2 separate regions of the Homo sapiens genome follow, and region 1 is linked to region 2. Evidence: read pairs that join two places in POLR2A ChIA-PET (ENCODE). Cell type or tissue: IMR-90. All regions are shown on one strand. Links, peaks and the distances in the headings refer to the core of each region. The heading gives the core; the rest is flanking DNA. Region 1 overlaps SOX4 (SRY-box transcription factor 4). Region 2 holds the start of LINC03005 (long intergenic non-protein coding RNA 3005).

The links. Peaks named below come from ENCODE experiments on the same cell type or tissue, not always from the same donor. Only the 100,000 strongest peaks of a DNase experiment are listed, where the experiment ranks them.
Region 1: POLR2A ChIA-PET joins it to region 2 with 12 read pairs; 2 of 35 experiments call an interaction of 5 or more read pairs at or near these places.

Annotation. Positions count from the first base shown.
Region 1 is chr6:21,597,027-21,607,928 of GRCh38, reverse strand. It overlaps SOX4 (SRY-box transcription factor 4), which reads right to left. Exons shown (of 1, transcript NM_003107.3): 1 at 9,310-10,902. It also overlaps the pseudogene BOLA2P3. Among named protein-coding and RNA genes, the nearest start is that of SOX4, 8.7 kb to the right of the region's middle. In IMR-90, for the core only: no CTCF peak of the experiment used is centred there; no DNase peak of the experiment used is centred there.
Region 2 is chr6:22,710,716-22,721,617 of GRCh38, reverse strand. LINC03005 (long intergenic non-protein coding RNA 3005) reads left to right here and starts at 3,694. Exons shown (of 3, transcript NR_134614.1): 1 at 3,694-3,897. In IMR-90, for the core only: no CTCF peak of the experiment used is centred there; no DNase peak of the experiment used is centred there.

The DNA of each region.
Region 1 (10,902 bases), core at 5,912-8,411, 1.1 Mb after region 2:
CCAGCCTGGGCAACATGGCTGCCTTCTCTACAAAAAAGACAAAAATTAGATGTGTTGGCACATGCCTGTAGTCCCAGCTACTTGGGAGGCTGAGGTGGGAGGATCGACTGAGCTCAAGAAGTTGAGGCTGTACTGAGCTGTGATTGTGCCACTGCACTCCAGCCTGGGGATCAGAGAGGGGCCCTGTCTCGAAATGAATAATTAAGTCACTCTCTTCTACTTCTGAGTCAACTTGAGTTGCTTGGAGTAGGAAGATACTTTCTCCCCTCTTACTTCAAAGCCTAGCTCCTCTAGTGTGTTGGGGAAAGGATGCAGGACAGGGAAAAATACAAGTATCCCTCTACTTAACCAGTCACCGTTAGAGGCCTGTGGCTGTCGCTGTGAGCTGATTCTCCAGCTAACACCTACTGGCCATTGATGGGCCTTTTTAAAAGTGGGCATCCAAATGCTGGTTTTCCCAAGAGCGCATAGGTGGGTCCTTCTTTCCTCCAAGTCCATTCTGCCTTGGAAAACTCCAGACAGAATTCTTCTATACCACTCTAATTCCCGCTCACCACAGTACTCCCCACAACCTTCTTGATTCATCAATTCCTGCTTCCATGTACTTGACCCATGGAGATGCATATCCTTGCTGTGTCGAATGGTAGAAAGCAGATAGTCAACAATCCTCTCCAGCCCATCTGCACATTCCCGACCCCCTCTCTCTCTGGTAGAACAACTCAGCTGGTTAAGCAGATGACGGACTACAAATAAAATGCCAGTCTTCCCTTCCTGCAGACACCCCACTCTCTTATGAATTATTCTCCTGGAGAATCCTTTGGAACTTTCCCGTCACTTGGTTTTGGAATGGGGTGAGGAAGCACTGGGTTCCCCTCGAGGATGTTTCAGGACTCCTTGGCTCTCTTCCTTCCCTTTTTCCAATCCTGTGCTTATTTGGACTGGAGGAGCCGTGTTGAGGAGGGGAATACTGACTATGGTAGGATCCTTTCTGCTCTGGATTACTGGGGTAAGGGCATCACCTGGCTTCCCTTTAGAATGTGGCATATTTAATCTCTACTCTTTATATCTCTAGGCCTGAGTGCCAAAATTCGAGCTATAGGGAAAAGGTTAGAATTTTAAATAGATAAAAGCCAAGCCAGTCTGTTTGAAATGAGGATATTGTGGATGGTAGAGGAGGAAGGGTGGATGTTCCATGAAGCCTGGGGTTCACCCTCCCTTAGTATATGAAGATCAAAGAAAAAATATAAGAGGACGTATGAGGGCCATGAGACCCTAGGAACAAAAGCAAAACAAAGAGGGATGGGAGAGTGAAGAATATAATACATTAATAAGTGATTTGTCCAAAAGTAGGCACACAACCCCAAAGCAGCCGTTTCATTGCTTGGTAAGTAATTGATGAAATAACTGCCATGCAGAGCTGTCTTTTTTTTTTTTAAGATGTAGTCTTGCTCTGTCACCCAGGCTGGAGTGCAGTGGTTACCGTCTCGACTCACTGCAACTTCACCTCCCGGGTTCAAGCGATTCTCCTACCTCAGCCTCCAGAGTAGCTGGGATTACAAGTGCATGCCACCATGCCCAGCAAATTTTTTTTTTTTTTTTTTGAGACGAAGTCTCACTCTGTTGCCAGGCTAGAGTGCAGTGGCACCATCTTGGCTCACTGCAACCTCCGTCTCCCGGGTTCAAGTGATTCTTCTGCCTCAGTCTCCCGAGTAGCTGGGACTACAGGCTTGTGCCAGCACGTCCAGCTAATTTTTGTATTTTTAGTAGAGATGGGGTTTCACCATGTTGGCCAGGATGGTCTCGATCTCTTGATCTCGTGATATGCCCACCTTGACCTCCCAAAGTGCTGAGATTATAGGCATGAGCCACAGTGCCCGGCCAATTTTTTTTTTTTTTTTTGAGACGGAGTCTTGCTCTGTCGCCCAGCCTGGAGTGCAGTGGCGCGATCTCAGCTCACTGCAAGCTCTGCCTCCTGGGTTCACCACCATTGTCCTGCCTCAGCCTCCTGAGTAGCTGGGACTAAAGGCGGCCGCCACCACGCCCGGCTAATTTTTTTGTATTTTTAGTAGAGACGGGGTTTCACCGTGTTAGCCAGGATGGTGTCAATCTCCTTACCTCGTGATCCACCCGCCTCGGCCTCCCAACAATTTTTGTATTTTTAATAGAGACGGGGTTTCACCATGTTGACCAGGCTGATCTTGAACTCCTGACCTCAAGTGATCCGCCCACCAAGGCCTCCCAAAGTGCTGGGATTACAGGCCTGAGCCACCGTGCCCGGCCCAGAGCTGTCTTAAAAGGGAATATGAAGGACAAAATATGGAGAACAGAAGCAAGATTTGGTATTGGGAGAAAATCAACACACACAGGAATACTAAGAGAATACCTGAGCAATATTAATTATCTGCATAATCTTAATGCTAAATTGGTAACCACTTAATCTCTCCAGAGCTGCCGTGGATCTTGAACACTATTTCTCCCAGAACTACCATGACATTTTCAGTTCCCTTGTAGTCTTGTGTTTCTTTGTAATAAAGCCCCGTGTCTCTTTGTAATAAAGCCCCATGATTTCAGGTTACTTGAGTGATTCTGTTCCTTGCATCACAGAGCCTAGCAAAAAAAAAAGTAAGGCTAGTAATGCAGAAATGGGAATCAGCCTGATGAGTTCTAATGGAAGAAGAAAAAGACCGAAGAGAGTTGATCTCTGTTCTGATGTTTATTTCGGAAGTACTAAAATCCCCATACTTTGTCACCATGTCAGTGTCAAGGCTGTTTCTGTAATTGTTCGCTTTTCTATTCATATATGTTATCAGACACTTGGGATAGAAAAATCATCTCAGTATGATTTGCAGATGTATCTGCTTACATATTAAAATAATCTATTCACCTTCTCCGGGGGTTAAAATGATTGTTTCAAAGTTTGGTTTACTTTTTAACCTGTGTTCATTTAGACATATCACTAGTTTTTCTCTCCTCAAACCACTTTACGCCTAACCAGCTCCAGGGTACGGAAACTGTCAAAAGCCTATGTCTATAAGACTAAGATCCAGCACTTTCCACTTCTAGTAACTACTCAAGGAAAACTCTCATGTATTTGAAAAGACATGTATAAAATACATTGTTATAACAATAGGAACTGGAAATCTTAATCAGTGTTCCCTTAATTTACTTGACATTCTTTGGGAGATATCAGAATTACAAAGTAGTATTCACCTTCATCTTTTGCCCCTTATTTTTTCTTTCCTCCAGCTTTTGGATTCATTGGGTGCTCATCCAAAAAATTAAAACTGTTAGTAAATCCCTCAATGTACTTAGTACCACCTCTTTCAAAGACAGGCTTTTGGACCTACCTCGGCCTAGAGAAGGAACAAAGTGCAGTGTATTTTGAGACTACAGACAGCCCCACAACTTCCCAGGAACTTCAGATAAATTATTCAAAGTCTGAGGGGGATTGGCAAACAGGAGAGATAAAAGGTCCACATAGAAAGTGTGGGAATGGGAAGAGAGAAAGCAGGGGCAGAGACTGAAGGTCAGGGGTTCCAGAAGAGACTATTTTCACAGGCTTTAGGTGTTGATCTGAGGAAGTTAGGGCAGGGGCCGGTAGGAAAGAAAGTAACAATTAACCACATATACAACGGGAGCTAACTGATCATTCAACAGGCTCCTTCTGCTTAGCTCTTATAAAAGCAGTTACATGCATCACATGTATTAGCCAACCATCGCCCTACACTGCTGGGCATTCACTGCCTGGAGAGAGCCTACCTACTAAGGATAATAGTGTTTTCACTTGCCTTTCAACTGCATGTTATGTCAGGAAATAGCACATTCATTATGTGTTTAAAAACTAATCCAAAGAATTATGTATTTGGAAAAATATCTAAAGAAGTAAGTGGGCTAAGTAAATGATATTTCATTTGTTTCTTAATGTCCTGCCCTTTAAAAAAAACACTCAAATGGAATACCCTTAGAATGTCTTACGTATGATGCAAAGCAGCTGTGTATATTGGTCCACAAATGACTTAGAACTTTGTCCTTCAACAAAAAATCTGCAGGGTAAAGGAAGGCCCTACAAGAAACTTCCTGCCATGACTTGACTTAGGCCTGGCTTGTTTGGCGGTACCCCATAAACCAACTGCCCTGAATTGAAACTGTCAAAAGAAAATAAAATGGGCTAAATTTATTATCACCTGTATCCACAAACATACACACATAGAGGTCCATTGTTAACTAAGGCCCAAACCAAAATGCAGCAGCCTAGTCAGACATCCCCCTGGGAAATACCGTTTAGTGATGTGAGAGTTTTTTTTTTTCTTCTTTTTAACATAGAGAAGGAAAACAACACATGCAGGAAACCATAAAACCCTTCAAGTTAACTGTAGCCAACGGTCAATCTCATTAGGATATAATGGGTAGACGATAGCCCTCTCTATAAAGGCTGAGTGTGCTCTGAATAATTTCCAATTTTCTCACTTGCTGGAAGCTCTGCCTTTTAAACAACAAAGCAGAAGTTCCAGGCACTATATTTATATTATTTCTGTTCTCTGCCTTGGATACTTCTACCAAAAATCAGTCCCTGGGTTCATCTTTTAGCACACATTTGTTTAACTGGAATACACACACACACACACACACACACACACACATTAACTTGGCTAATTACTTAAACTTACACTTTTTTTTTTTTTTTTGAGATGGATTTTCACTCTTGTTGCCCAGGCTGGAGTGCAATAGCACAGTCTTGGCTCACTGCAACTTCTGTCTCCCAGGTTCAAGCGATTCTCCTGCCTTAGCCTCCTGGGTAGCTGGGATTAAAGGCATGTGCCACTACACTCAGCTAATTTTTTTGTATTTTTAATGGAGACGGGATTTCACCATGTTGGTCAGGCTGGTCTCAAACTCCTGACCTCAGGTGATCCCCCTGCCTCGCCTCCCTAGGGGCTGGGATTACAGGCACCAGCGACGGGCGCCCGGCCCAAACTTAAACTTTTAACAAGGATGGTGGAAGGGCATCCTTGAGAAAATGGATAGGAGTCAGAGGGCTGAGGGAAGTGCAGGGACTGCCAATTTTTGCCAAGGGACCAAGCCTTGGGTAGAAATGGAGAAGACATCTATTTAGAGAAATAAGTTCTAGGCTGATTCTAGGGCTCAGGAGATAGAGTTCCAATACCCTTTCTGGCACTTCTGATCTTGTGACCTCAGATCAGCCATTGGGCCATTCTCAACTCAATTTCTCCATGTTAAAACAATGAGGGCGTCATAATCCCTCGCCTGCATACTTATTGTGAGAATATGCTAAAATACAGTGAGGGTACTGATTTCCAAACTTCAGTGAGCACTGGAAATCTATGGGGGGCTCATTAAGGCCCCATCCCCACAGTCTGACGGTGGCTGGCGATCTGTATAATCGCTACCCTTAACAAGAATCTCCAGGTAATTCTGATGCTGGGGATTCGTGTAGCAGACTGAGAAACATTGATTCAGGAGATTTATTTTTAGAAATTTTTTTTTCCAGATTTGTAATTTAATGGCTGTGCAGGTCCCAGTCCCTCATTTCTGCCGCTCACGGGCCCACTGCTCTGGGATTAGGGTTTTCTGTTCAAAGGCATGGATACGCAGGAGCGCTTCTGCTAGGCACGCGTTCACCAGGCGGTGTCTCTGAAGCAGCGGCTTCCCCTCGAACTTGGCCGACACCGCCAGAAGCTACAGGCGCAATGGTTGAGGGTCGTGTTGTCCTCCACCGCCACATGCTCCGCCGCCAGGTCCCGCTGCAGCTTCTCCCTGAGGTATTCGGCCCTGAGTTCCATGGTGGTAGTCCAGCTGGGGCGACAGCCCAGTGGGGACAGAACCCCAGCTCGGACCCCGGCCACGCTGCTTTGCTCCCCATTTTTAGAATTTAAAGCATCTTCTGTGTTGCTGGCACTGTGTTAGGCTTTACACACATTAGCTTTTTAGAACCACCCATGAGGTCAGGTTCTAGCATTCACCGAGCCCATGGGGTAGGCCAGGCATTACGACATGTCACACACGTGCCGCTGCACTCTATTCCCAACACAGCTGTCTACATTAGATAGCTCTCTTTCTATATGACGATTTAAAACACGGAAACTTAAAAAGGCTGAGAAATCTGTCCAAGGTCCTCCAGCTTGTTGGTCTCAGAGGCAGCATTCTAATCCAGGTTTTCATGCAATCCGGCGCTGGCGCTTACCACAAGCAGCATAAAATGCAAATGCCTGTTGGAAGCTCTTAGGAACCCATGGAAACCATGTAAAGTCAAGAAATAAGAATTTAGCATTTATTATGTGAAAAGAAGCAGGGAAAGCAAACTGGGGAATGCAAGAAGTATTCAATGCCTAGTTTCTGTCCTTCAAGAATTCCAGTCTATCAGGAAAGAGCAGTTTGGTTATACTGCAATTTGGAAGAACTGGAAAGTTGGGCTTAAAACCCTTTTGTGCAGGGCCTTGAAGAGCAGCATGTGAATTCTGCACTTTATCCTGGGCACAGGGGAATGGTGGTAGACACTTGGCAGAGCCTGAAACACCATGCGGATGTCTGGAGATGCTTTCTTCCCACCCCTCCACTTTAGCTTTCAAATGATAGTGAAAATTGAGAAATGCGTATGGAGATATCATTTTTCAGGAAGAATCAGAGGGGTAGGAGTAAACCCTAGTGAATATGGGTTAGAGAGGTATTTTGTAGGCCTTAATAGGAGGGGTGCCAGGAGGAGGCACAAAACAAAAACCACCAGAAAGAGAAATAAAGCATACCAACCTTACACTCTGAGAAATCCAAATGGGTAGATGGGTTTGTATTTTTTTGTTTGTTTTTGAGACAGAATCTCACTCTGTCACCCAGGCTAGAGTGCACTGATGCGATTTTGGCTCACTGCAACCTCAGCCTCCCGGCTTCAAGAGATTCTCCTACCTAAGCCTCCCGAGTAGCTGGGATTACAGGCGTGCACCACTACGCTCAACTAATTTTTGTAGTTTTAGTAGAGAGGAGGTTTCGCTATATTGGCCAGGCTGGTTTCAAACTCCTGACCTCAAGTGATCCGCCCGCCTTGGCCTCCCAAAGTGCTGGGATTACAGGCGTGAGCCACCGCGCCCGGCCAGATGGGTTTGTATTCTTAAAAAAAAAAAATTTTTTTTTAAACATTTCTCTCTTTTCAAATACTTCCTTGGGATCCCTGAATTTGTTTTAAATTCATGATTAAGCATTCTGACCCATAGTATTCCCCAGACCATGTCTTCTAATTTGTGTGTACCCTACAAACACAGGAAACCCTTGGTAAATGTTGATGTCCATTTAACCCTTTGCTTTCTTGCTTTCCTCAGAATCCCTTAGCTCCCCTAGTACCCTCAAAAGCAGGGTAAACACAAACCCTAAAAGCCTTCCCAGGAGCTGGGCCCACCCTCTCAGCTTACATGCTTTTTATTTTTTTTCTTGGCACTTAAAGGAATTCAACTAGGAATTGACAAAACTTGCTTAAGCAAGTATCACTGATTCACATTTGTGATGGAACACAGGGCCAGAAGCAATTGCTGGATATTCTTAAAAGAAAATCTGAAACTTACTCTTTTCTATTGATCCAAATTATCTGTAAGAAAAAAATCACACTAAACTGTTTGGTTTCGCAGGTTTAGGATGCCTTGTACCACCTAACAAGTAAGTATCCCTTACGAATGAAAACAGACTCAGAGAAAAAGACATTGTACAAAAATGCTTCTTACTTTACCACCTGACAGGAAGGACACACACATTTCAGCTTTTATTTTTAAACCAATGTTATCAAAATTCTTAAAGGAAATATTTAAAACATCTGCTTTTACATAGAGAGTCAAGGGAAAAGAAACAGTTCTAACAGGAGAACCCTCCGAAATAAAAATATGCTTTAAAAGAGATGCATCATTTAAAAAAGGCATCATTTAAGGCTTCATTTATGTCATGGTATTGATACCTTGGATCTGAAAAAAGCTAAACCATTATATTATCACTGCAATGAACAAAAATTAAAAGCACTTTTCTAAAGAAGAGTTCTTCCTTTTACAAAGATCTTTGAAGAAACTTAGATGCCATGTTGTTCTAAGGTCATTTTAAAAAATGGAATTCCAATTGCAGAACGCAAATGCAATTAAAACTAAATATATGAGCACCACACATGAAAAAAATGTTGAAAACTAGTAGCTATCTTTAAGAGATAAATTATATTGAAACACAAGTTATACTGGTTTTTGGGGGTGCATTATTGCTTTTCGTTGGACAACCACAAAACCCCCTCCTGTTAGACTAGTCTTCAAAAGGTCTCTTTTTCCAGATGTACCTTCCAGGATACTACTCCCTTATCTACAAGCAATCCAAATGACTAAGGGATAATTTCCAAACACTTCTGCTTGTTAACCCCTCCTCTCCAGTGCTGAAAAACTCAAGACAAGTAAAAGACACATTTTTAATTAACATTTGGAAGATGGCTTTTGTTAGTTAATAGCAATTGTTAACTCTCAAAATAAACAGGAAATAGTGCCACTTAGCAAGTTGTATGTTCCAAACCCAAGAGTAATGGGCCTTAAGAAATCCAAGTACTTTTTCACCTTGCAGTCTCAACAATCCTTCCTGATTCTTAGAAAAAGCACAAATCTCCAGCAGCCAAAGTAAGTGCTATTTGGAGAGGGGGCTTTCCTCTGAGCCCACATGCAGCCAGCTTCTCCAGGTCATCCTTATTGCTGCAGTTCTCTTACATTAACACCATGTTGGGCATGGCAAAAAATGAAGATTGTAGCACATCAACCTTTCTGCTTGAGAAAAAAAATGCATAAATGCATACGTTTTGCATTTCATAATCGGTAAAAGCCTCCTCCTGTATAATCTACTGATAATAACAGTTTATTTGTCCTTAACCCACGAAAACCAATTACAGCCACTGCTGGAGGTAAGCATGGGCAAATCAAGGAGAAAGCAGCTCCAGGAGCACCAACTTGAAAAAAAGATCATCTAGCCAGTTTCATCTGTGAAGAATTCTGTCCACGTTGCCCCTCCCCCTCTTTCAGATTCCAAGACAAAGGGCGTTTTTAAATATGGTAAACTCAGAAAATTCCTAGAAAGCATGTGTTGAGTTGACACATATTCAGCTGATGCCATCATTTTCAGGGTCAGAGGAAATCTGGCCAAGAGACATTTAATGTTCCTCGATAAGGTAGCATTTGACAAGACTCCTCTGAGAACTTATTTTTTTAAAGCTAAGGCAGATTGTGTAGTGTCCAGATACTGTAGGGCCTTTCCAATCTTAGGCATTGGGCATAATAACGACAAAAGTCAAGATTTAGGGTTCAGTTCCAGCTGATTTTATTTCCTTCTCAAAAAAAGTTATTTACAGAAGGTATATATCAACAATCTGACAGGCAGTGAACTTGACATGATTAGCTGGCATGATTTTTTCTTTTTTTTCCCCCAAACATTGTTTTTGTGGCCTTGAATTTTAAGACAAATATTCTACACGGCATATTGCACAGGATGGATGGCAAAAAAAAGTTTAAAAACAAAAACCCTTAACGGAACTGCCTTAAAAAGGCAGACGTCCTAGTGCCTGTCATGTTATATTAAACATACATACACACAATCTTTTTGCTTATTATAATACAGACTTAAATGTACAAAGATGTTTTCCACTTTTTTCAATTTTTAAACACAACAGCTATAAACCTGAACACATATGCTATCATCATGCCATAAGACTAAAACAATTATATTTAGCGACAAGTAGAAAGGATTAAATAGTCAAATACAAGAATGAAAAACGCAGTACATAGTGTCGCGAACTCAAATCGGCATTTAGATAGATCCAGTGGTTTAAACGGCACGTTTTTGCTTATAAAAAAAGTGCAAAAAAGATGTGGTTTACAAGTTAAAGCTACAGAATCCCTTTTTGCTGTAATTGCACCAGTTTTAAAGCCTCTGGACAGAGCAGTATTTCGTTTAAAACTTTGTTTTTCTTAAAAGCTTACAGTGTTTGGCTAATTCTCCTCCCCTTTTTACAAGACGGGGGCCGGAGGGTGGACACTGGTGGCAGGTTAAGGGATACTGTCACTTTAAGAAGCCTGCAGATTGAAGTGTAAACATGGAGAAATTAGGGGCTGATTTTTTAAACTGTGTGAGATATTAACCAGCCGCCCTGTTATAAAATCAGGAAATCCAAACAGCGATTTACACCGATTAACACCCCCTTTATATATTTTTTACAAAAATACACTGAGAAAATAATCAAACGTTTTCATCTCTCTTGTCTTTTTTTGTTTTTTAAAAGTGTCAAAAGTCTACATTTAAATATAAAAAATTAAAAGTTAAAACTCTAGCCCTTCAGTGAAGGAGACGTAAAATGGCGTGGGTAACAACAACTACCAAAAAAAAAAAAAAAAAAAGAAAAAAAAAAGAAAAAAAGGAAAAGGAAGGAATAAAGAAATAAAGGAAGTAAAAAGAAAGGAAAGAAAAAAAGGGACAAAAGAAAAAATATGTTTGGCCAGTATAAATACGTCCACATATAAAATGGCATCTGATTACATTTACAAGGAAAAAGAAATACGAGGATGGAGCATCGGTGAAGGAAAAAAACACGTCTTCTCATTTACACCTATAAGGAATAAACACACACACTGAGAAAAAATTTGGTCCTGAATTGTTTTTTTAAAGTCCAGCACAGATTTGAGTTGCGTTTGAATCCTTTAAAGAGTTAAGAATGAAAAAAAGCTGGTGATAATTTCGTTGTAGGAATCAAACATAGCGCCATCTATCTGCTTTTTATATTATCCTACACTATTTTAAAAACTGCTCAACAGTCTTATACAGAAATCTTTAAAAGATAGACAGGATAACATGCTATATTAACCCCACCATTGAAATAATCCAACACCATCACGA
Region 2 (10,902 bases), core at 3,488-5,987:
AGCACAAAAGTAAAAGCTACCAGACCATCTCAAAGCTCAGGTCCACAACTAGGACAGCATCATTTCTGCCTCATTCTATTGTTTAAAACAAGCCACCAGCCCATCCCATATTCGTGCAAAGGGCATTGGTACCCAGAGGATGTGATTCACAGGAAGCCAAATAAGTTAACAGCCTAGCACAATAAAAATCAATTACCTTACAATGAATTGCTTGAAAAGAAACTATTGGACAGCAGTTCTTGAAGTGTGGTTCCCAAACCAGCAGCATCAGCATAACTGTGAAACTTTTTTTTTTTTTTTTTTTTGAGACGGAGTCTCGCTCTTTCGCCCAGGCCGGTCCGGACTGCCGTGGAGCGATCTCGGCTCACTGCAAGCCCCGCCTCCCGGGTTCACGCCATTTTCCTCTCTCATCCTCCCCAGCAGCTGGGACTATAGGCGCCCGCCACCACGTCCGGCTAATTTTTTTTTCTGTATTTTTAGTGGAGACGGGGTTTCACCGTGTTAGCCAGGATGGTCTCGATCTCCTGACCTCATGATCCACCCGCCTCGGCCTCCCAAAGTGCTGGGAATACAGGCGTCAGCCACTGCGCCCGGCCATAACTGTGAAACTTTTTGCAAATACGAATCCTTGACCTGTACCCCATACCTACTCAATGAGAAACTCTGGGGACGGACCTACAAATCTGTGTTTGTCAAGCCTTCCAGGTGATTCTAATGTAGACGAAAGTCTGAGAATTCAAGGGCAAAGAAATGTGTTCAATTGAATTTGTGTCTTACGTGGAAAATGTTAAAGCATAGCCAACCAGTTAATTCTTATTATGAATTAGTTAACTCTTACTTTTAACATATCAGTTATAAAAAGGTTAATTTTGCTAACAATGTTCTATGACTATTGCTATAAACCATTCTTTATAATATAGGTAGTAAATAAATGTATTGGTCAAATTAATCAGCAATCCAAAAACCTAAATGAAATGTCTAAGAATCAATTAACAATTATCTTTCTTATCTATCTACATACATACCCACACACACAGACACACACGCACTCACACACCTCCTTTTTTTCTCTTTCTTTTGCTCTTTGGTTGTTGCTATTGTTGTTTTTATGGTCACTTTGATAGTATTTTATGTTATGTTTGAATGATAATTTTTTTTGTCATGAATAGTTGTTTATTTCCAGGAATCAACAATGCAGGTACGGTAAAGAAGGAAGCTAGCATACATGATAAATATAGCCAGGGCACGAACAATTTTTCAGAACAATTATTTTTTAAAACAACCTGGCAATGTATATTTAAGATGAAGATCCTGCTTCAGTGGGGAATTAGCAACTTGTCCAAGGACGTTTGGTAGAGAAAAGGTTTCACTTATATATTGATCCCTTTCTTTTCAGTCCACTGAGATTAGGCATCTACTCAGTAATTTCAGGCTGTTCTATAATCTTCCAAAGTATTCAGGTGTTTGCAAAATTAACCTCTCAAAATATTGCAACTGGAAATGGCCTATTGAACTCCATTAATTGATTAAATTCTACATGCCATTAGAGCAGCACTTGTTTGATTGCAATAAAAATGAATCATGGGAAGTGGTTTGTTAGGGAAGAGAAGGTAAAAATAGAAAGGATTCAAATATTATCAGCAGCATAAGAAACTTGTGGTGCTGATTTCTGTGTAAAAGTTCTAAAATCAAATGGTATTTGCAGCCTTCGACACTTGATTAGACTATCAATGACAGTAGTTGTGCAAATAAAATCCTGGAGCAGGTCACAGTTTATCTTACATTATTTCTCTTAATTCAGTAAATGTTATGGATCATTATGCATCACAGAATCCTCATATCATTCCTATGTTGTAGGCAGTATTATTATCCACATTTCACCAATGGGGGAAAAAACACCAAATTAGCCAAGTTGGGATTTAAACAGTCTGGCTACAAAGTTCATGCTTCTAGTCACCAGGCGAAACAGACTCTTTATACTGATCTCAGGTTCTCACTTTGAAAATATATGGGTATATGCCAATATGGTGATTTCTAAAGAAGTTAAAAGAATCTCTTACAGGTTAGACATCTGAAATTGTAGTAATGGCTACTGTCATAGAATAGATGATAGTCTTCTCTATTCACAGTTGCTTAATTGTAAAAGGTCTTGAACACATTTCATCTCATTTGACTCACTCAATTCTCAAAAGGAATTTATTCCAATTTTGTCACTATGAAAAAGAAAAATAGAAATAAAACAGGCTTAGAGAAGCAAAGTAATGTAGATAGTTCATGCAACTGGTAGATGCCTCAGCTGGAACAGTAAGGCCAGTATCCTGATGTCAAATCTTACACTTTTCCTGGAAACCCCATAAATTCTCAAAGATCAAGTAACAATCCACAAAGAAAGGGAAGCCTGCTCAGCCTCATTTATACATCTGAATAGCAAGATTTCTGAGAAGCAGAACCTTTAAAATGCAGTATGAATTTAGATCTTGCTTTATTTAAAATAAATTTCATTGTTATACTCCCAATACAACTTCTACTCTTGTATTTGATCTCCTTCTTAGACTGAGAGAGACAGGTCTGGAGTGAGAGCTAGAAAGCTGGGAAGTAACCCCATCCAGTTTTATGGGTATTCACAGACAAGCGTACATTGCTTAGCAAAGTGACCTATCCTAAGTACTTCCAGCAGACAATCGGTTGATAGTCATAACTTTAGTGACATAGCATAGCTTTTGTTTCTTTAGAATACATGGACTGGCACCTATAGAGAGGGGTCATTTGGTGGCTTTGCTTCTTGAATATGTCTCTATTTTTAATAAATACTTAAACCCTATGACCCCATTCTTATTCTGCCTCCCTTTAATATGCTTTCTGAGAAGGTGCTATGTGTAAGGGACTTTCAAGGAAAAATAAAATAGAAGGGAAGAAAAGAGTGCACGAAAATAAAGTTTTGAATATTTGGAGAGGGCACATAGCAAAAAGGAAAGCAAAAATCAGGAAGAAATGTGATAGAGGAGTACAAACTGGTAGGTGGTGTAGGAAAAAAGGAGAGGACTTCAAAAGATTCATATGAGATGGTGTCAAAGAAGGGGACACACCTAAGTCCCTATTCTCCTTTGACTCAATTATCTGCTTATTGGCACAACCAACTACAGTCAGCTTAAATCTTTGCTGAAACTAAATGGAGACTTAGCACCATTTGTTGTGTGAATCTGCGTCTGTAATTTCTGTGACCTGGGCATTCAGGGCAAAAATTGTTCCCATTTTTTTCCATTTCATGCATCGTTTCAGAGCTATGTAGTCTCTATGTAGAAGCTGTGGGTGCCGATTTAAATGAGTAGAAAAACAAGCATTGTAAAGCCTGCATTGCCAGCATCTGCTTCTCTCATTTACAACCAGAGAATGAAAGGTAACAAGAGCAACTCAATTTAACAACAGTGGATCCTGTGTTTGCATAAGTGTCCCGTTTTAACTAGGAGGCAACTGTGTATGATCCCTTCAGAGAATCAGGTTGCTGGCTGGCAGGCCTCCAGGAGCAGAAACACCTGCACAGTGGAGACGCACGATCCTCTGTGAAGGGTGCCAGCCATGGCCATTCCACATCACATGCTTAGCATCTGACTAAGGATGTCAGTTGTTTTCGAGGGCCAGTTGGTTACAGAAAATAACTACAGCTCTGTTGAGACCCTTTCTCTCTTTGCTTTTCTCTCTGATCTGACTAACCTCTTTCATTCTTTGCCCTATGTTATATGGCTTAGACCAAAGCCTGAGACATTTAACCAATTTATAAATATTAAATGCAGAAGGCATACTTTATCAGTTCCTGGAAACATCAAAGAAGCTGGAAGGGGAATGGAAATTGGATGGCACTTTGTGGAGGTCACTTTGCTGACAGTCAAGTATTCAAAGGTAGGGTTTTGCCCATGGTTTTAAACCATTGCCTTATATGGTAAGAGTCTTTTCTATCATTCTTCCGGCTCTTAGCACAAGCTTGGAAGAATGAATGAATGACAACTAACAAATGACTGAAAAAGAACTTAATGCTAATTTGTGTAAATGTGACTAGATCTGGACATTTATTTTGCTTTTATAATTAACTTACTTGGATAACTTTCAAAAAGTAGCTTATTCTTAATTACTCTCTGCCTTTATTTCTTCCTTTTTTCTTCATTCTTTCCTTCCTTCTTTCAGTTTTTCTTTTTGTCTTTCCTAAGAATCTGCCTTCTTATACTACATTAAAGAGAACGAAGGAAAGAAGAAGGGAATTCTTGGCCTGATAAAATTCTTTCCTTTTTCCTTCCTTCTTTTCTTTCTTCTCTTTGATGTAGTATAAGAAGGCAGATTCTTAGGTCATGAACCTGATTCTGCCTTTAAGAAGAGAGTTCTTACTTTTTGAAGGCATATTGGGCCACTGCATCCTAACAGACATGCATTTTTTTTTAAATGTGAATTTCCTTGCTAATGGCAATTTACTTTCTCTTCAATTTATTGAACTTCTAGAGAAAGAAGATAGCATCATGCTGATTCTTTGCTCTGGATTTAAACTGAAATTATAGCCACCAGAGATCATGAATAAATAATTCTCAAAAAGTTTTAGAGACTCTTCTAACTATAAACCAGCCTGAGATAAGGATCCAGACAGAACAATACCCATGAAGATTGCTAAAGCCAGCACCCATCGTTAAACATTAACTGGGTGGCAGTATAGCTGGCCAATCAGCTATGCATTCTCACATCCTCTATCAAACTGACCTTGAGTATGAGACAGGAAAATGGTGCTAGCTATTGTATGCCAGACTGAGTGAAATATATTTCTTTCTGGAAAATTCTCAATAGAGAAAAATTCATCAGATCTGGAAAACAGCTCAATTTACACACCCATTATCAATGTAATTTCAGGTTATTCTTCCAGTTGCAGGTGCTCTCAAAATAAAGTTTATAGTGCATTCAACCCAAAATGTTATTATTAAACTAATTAAGAAGAAAACTTCTAGGCTTAATAAATAAACCTGTCAGCCCATGTAACAGTGAAATTAGCCGACATTTTATGAAGAATACAATATTTAAAATTCAAAAGGATCCCTTTTATAGTTTTTGACTGATCTTTGGAAAGTATGACAAATTCATGTGACCCACAAGTTGCACTATCATCCCTCTTGGAAATACCTATTTCCATCATCACTGCCATATAACATCTACATTTTCCTCCATTTCCCATCCAATCACTTATTGACTTTTATTGATCTTATTTATTACAACACCATGTTTAATATCATAACATCATAAAACATATGATGAGTCAAAATGAGGGAAAAAATGCCTGAGCTTCCTTTTTTTTTTTTTTTTTTTTGAAACACTGGGTCCATTTTCCCTGTGAAAAAAAGAGGTTAGGAAGTTATGGTAGATCTTGTACTGAAACACAACTCATTATGTTAGTTTCCCAAGAATAGTTGGAAAATCTTACCAGCAACCTACACAACGTTACCTTCAACTATTTCCCACTTGGAGAGGGTATTAAAAGGTTTGTTGTATATGATAGAATAGCAAAGAAGTTTAGGTCATAAGGACTGAAATGACAGGAGAGTCATTGTTCCAAATCTCCTTGTCATCTCTCTGATCCAAAGCAAGATTTTATGTTACAGTTTTAAATATAAGATTAGTGCTAGGAGATATTTTTTAAACTCAGCAGCTTCTACATCACATGAATATTTTTCAAGGCACACTGGTTCAAGGGATATTTCATTAGAAACAGCAGCTACCAGAACAATCATGAATATTAGCTATATATTATTATTTTGATGTTTTAGCTATAAACAGTAAGAGGCAAAACCTTTAATTTCTATGGCATTTCCTATTCTGAATAAAATTTGGTAAACTTGGCATCTGGAATACTAATCAGAATATTTGCTATCCATGAAAACAGCAAGTCAGCCATGGAAATGCCTGTCTTATTAACTGTGAAAACTGAAACACAGAAGGAAAATATAATCTGTTTTAAATATATTCTAGCATGCTGAGAAGTGGAATGTATTTGGAAGGTCATAACTGGCATACCTACTTGGTGTTTTCTAGAATATGTTTTAGAATAAACGCAGTGCCAAGACGAGGCACCAAAAGAACCATTGGCCTGATACTACTGTTTGGAGGGTCTGGAAGAGAGATATTTAAACACAGTATTTTATATGTATTTCTAGGTGCTAAAGCAATATTTATTTTCTTAAAGAGGTTTTCTCCAAAACATATGCAAAAGGGTTACAAGTAAACCTCCTTACTTATATAAGTGTGTAAAATTTTCCACCCTTGAAGCCACAGCACATGTATTTCTAAAAAAGAAAAAATATATATATATATTAGCAAACCACTAACATATGTGCATACACTAGGAAAATTGGATTACTTTACTTGACTGAATGAAGAGATGCATTTATTTACTTCTGAACCCTTATTTGAATATAAACTTGTAAGAACTGATCACTTATATTTAGAATGAACAAAAACCTACAGAAAAGGGAGTGGATAGGACCACAGGCCAGGTCAGGTCCTCCTGCTGTTGTCTGCCTTAAGTGGGGTAATTTATTTTGATCTGTGGTCTTAGAGACGTGAAATTGCGTAGTGTATTCCTGCCCACTGACTGGCATGGGTATCTTTCTATTGTGAGTTATTTTTCTTTTATTAGGATAGAAACGTTGGTGATAATGAAATTTTAGCACAAGTTTTCATAAATATAAGAATGTGAGAAGGATGATAGCTCAGTGCATGCAATCTTTTTGGCTTATACATTTGAGTTTTCATTGACATAGAAATCATCTAGCAAAGATGACCTCAGGCTTTGAACTTTTATAATACTCTATAATACTATATTAATGTTAAGTATGAACTGCTACATACCTGTATGATTATTTAAGAGCTCCATTTTGTCCATCATAATCATTGAAATATCTTCAGAGCTTTATAATGACATAAACTTAAATTCCTCTGTGAAGGTCAGGAAACATGTGTTGTATTTCTACTTGGAAAATTCTCTTTTCTCTTTTTGTGATCATTACTTGTCAGTCTCTTTTTCGCTTTTCGTCCCTTCATCATTGTTATTAATAGACACTCTGCAAATCCATCCCACCATGCTCAATCCCTCCTGCCGTGGACAAATACTTGTTCAAGTAATTCATGGAAAAGTAGATGCAAGTGGATGCAAGCATTTCCCTCCCAAAGTTGTGTTTTAAAGGAGCTGAGAGCTTCCCATGTTAGGAGTAAAGCAATAATACCTTAATGATAGACAAAACGAACACAAGTGAGGAGTAAAAAATTTGCTGGAAAGGAGTTTTTAGAAAACTAAAACCTAAAATCATAGAGTAATTAAATCGAATTAGTATAGTCAGAGTTACATTATCAGAAGTAAGTCTGAGGCCGGGCTTGGTGGCACACACCTGAAAATCCAACACTTTGGGAGGCCAAGGTGGGAGGATCGCTTGAGCCCAGGATCAAAGGTGACAGTGAGTCATAATCACGCCACTGCATTCTAGCCTGGGCAAAAGAGCGAGACTCTAGCTCAGAAAAAAAAAAAAAAAAGGAAGGAAGTTTTAGTATATTTGGGCTGCCATAAGAGGGAATGGGTAGGTGGACATTTAGAAACCAAAGCAACATTTGACAAGGTATATGTTCAGAAAATCAGATTATAAGCTAGCTCTAGAAATTTGACTTGTTAAGGTGACAGGGCTAGTGTGGTTAGACCCAACTGAATTCTAGGTTTCCTAACTCCAATCCAGAACTTCCTTTTAAGATTTGCTGTTTTATGACCTCAGTTTTCTATCATATAGTAGATACCAATAAATATTTGACTAAATGAATCATTTTCACTATTCATACTCTTATTCTCCACATTATTCCAGATACGAGGATTTCTCTACACAATGAGTATCCTAAATCATGTATTAGAGGAGGCCAGCCTGTCTCAGTGATTACTTAGAGAGGAATATGTATACATTAATAGTTTTTAAACAGAGAACACTTACTTCACTCCAAACTGAACTGTACATAAGACAGGAATATATAAAACATACAAAAATAGAGCTTCTATAGTTCAAAATTAAATGTGCACAGGACATACACTCCCTTCTATTGGTACTTCCTACAGAACTGTTTTGGCCCAATTAAATCTATTTGTGAATAAAGGGCACTGAGGCTTAGGGGCAGTTCACCTAAATCCACATGGGAATTCCAAAGCTGGACTAGGAATTCATGCCCCCCTTACCTTGACCTAGTGTTTTTTCTGGTAATTTATACTGCTTGTATGCATACGTCTGGATTTAGCGCTCTTGCTTTTTCTTTCTGTTTGTTTACTTGTTTGCGTTCAGTTTTTTAGGTATTTTCAAGCTCTAACATTGATAAGCTACAGCAGTACACTTTCCCACTTAGTATTTTGACCAGTTTTTATTACTGTCTCTAAAATCTAGATGACGCTAATACTAACAAACTTTTGGTCAAATATAGAATAAAATAAATATATTTAGCTAATTTGATCAAAACTCCAAATGAACACGGTTTAATTAATTACAACAAACCATGGAGCCACAGTCAATTCTGAAAAGAGAAATCCCATAAAAGCAATTTACTTAAAATAGTTTATACTTGGTTTCATTGTTTTATAAGATTGAACAATGACAAAGTTATCTTTTTATAATTAACTAAAAGTTACAATAAGTTGGTGGTTTTCTAATGCAGGATCCACTGTAAAAAAAAAAAAAAAAGAAAGAAAAAAAGAAAAGAAAAAGAAAAAGTCAGGAGGCTGAGGCAGGAGAATCACTTGAAGCCGGTAGGCGGAGGCTGCAGGGAGCCGAGATCGCGCCACTGCACTCCAACCTGGGCAATAGAGCGAGACTCTGTCAAAAAAAAAAAAGGCACTCAGACATCTAAAGTGAATTTCAAAGAGAGAAAATCACAGACTTGGAAAACATGGAAGTTTTAAAACTATGGTAGTAACTAAGACAACATAAAGATCTGGTCTTTTGTTGCTGTTGTTTAAAAAAACACACTTTTTAATTTTTAAAACTAGCCTCCAAAACAGTTCATCTTCACATTTCCAAAATAAAGTTTTAACTAACATTCCCTCACTAAATGAATAAAAATGTAATACCCCAAATAGTGTTCAAATTACTGGAGATATAGATAGATAGATAGATAGATAGATAGATAGATAGATAGATAGATGATAGAGAGAGATACATGATAACAATATAAAAATCATATAATATATGTGTATATGTATGTTTGTGACAAACTAGTTACTTCAGATAGCAATATAGTAATGGTAATATAATTTCCAAAATAACAATTAATACCTATAAAATAAGCTATAAGATATTAAGCACTTTTGCTCAATCATTTAATTTCAAAACAATCCATGAAGGAGTATGATAGAGTATATATACTTTGTAGGTATTTTATATGTATTTTATTTTTTTGACTGAAGAGTATTGGTGCATATGAAGAGTAAATAATATGAATTATTCATTGTGAAGACCTGCCCAAAAGCCTTTTAATGTTGTTGTTGTCACTAGTGTGTGCAAGTATGCATGTGTGTGCGTAGGAAAAATTACAGAAAATCCAGAGACACGGAAGACCAGATTCTCCTAAAATCCCACTCCACTAACATCACCACTGCTATGATTTTATTATATTAAATTCCATCTCTTTCTATATGCATAGAATTATTACAAATAAATAACTGTCCTAATCAGGTTAGATGGTATCATTGCTTTCTTCTAACAGAATCTAGAGGCTCAAAGAGAATGAGGACCTTGCTCGAGGGCACATCATTCCTTGGTGGTCTCCCTGGTCCAGTTTCTATTCACATGCCACCCTCCCTCATCCATCCAGGGCCAAGTGATTGCAGAGGTACAGGTCCAAGGTTGAGAGTCAGGCATAGAAACACATATGTTAACCTAGACAGCAAGAAAACATTGTTAGGATTAGATTTCCTCCCATCCATTAGATATGTCTTTAGTAAATACCTGAAAGAGATGGAACTCAGCTCCCACATGCTTGGAAATGGAGCGTATCTGTCTGTGCTTTTGCCCAACAGTGTGAGCGTAGCCAGGCACAACCTTGAGCCATTACTTCCAAAGAGAGCAACACGAAGCCTGCCCGCCCATCGCGGAGGCAACATTTTTAAAAAGGCTACTGCTGTGTAAACTGGATATGAGAGCAGGAACATTTTTATTTTTGAGGAAAATAGCTCAGTAAACATTCCATCACATTTCACAGCAAATGCGTTCCACCCACTGACACAAAACCCCTGGCCTACTCTCCTCTGGGTTACTTCTAGCTTTTCAAACATCCGGTAAAAATAAAAGCAAACATAGCTCCCTTTTTTAATTCCTTCTTTCTTTGAAATTGCCATATGGCAAGGGTTTCTCTTAATATCTCTTAATAAAACCCAGTAATATTTAACAGAAAAGCAGCCACTCCCACTGCAGGAAAAGGTAAAACTCAATCCACTAAATAATGTGTTCAAGCCATGAGGAAAAAAAATGAAGCTTATTGCTAGAAAGTCAGGCAAGTCCCTTTGTATTCATTCCAACAGCTGCTTAGCATGAATGGAGGCCAAGTAAGGAAAATTCAGGTAAATATTCCAGTTTAATACATTTACCCAGGGGTCAAAAAGACACTGTGCTTTTTGAGGGTGTGGTGTTATACTTATCCTTAAAAGGCAATTTTTAATATAAAAAGTGAAGCATTTTGATTTACAGACCTTAATGTATTTCAGACACACACAAAATGTGACAACCTCATGCTTGTGTGACGCTGGAGAACGCACGGGTAAGTTAAGATCCTTGCCTAGGTCCCAGCTGTCCAGAGAAATCATCAAAATCAGAGGCCTAGCCCCATTTGCTAACACTTTCACCCTCGCCTTCCTAA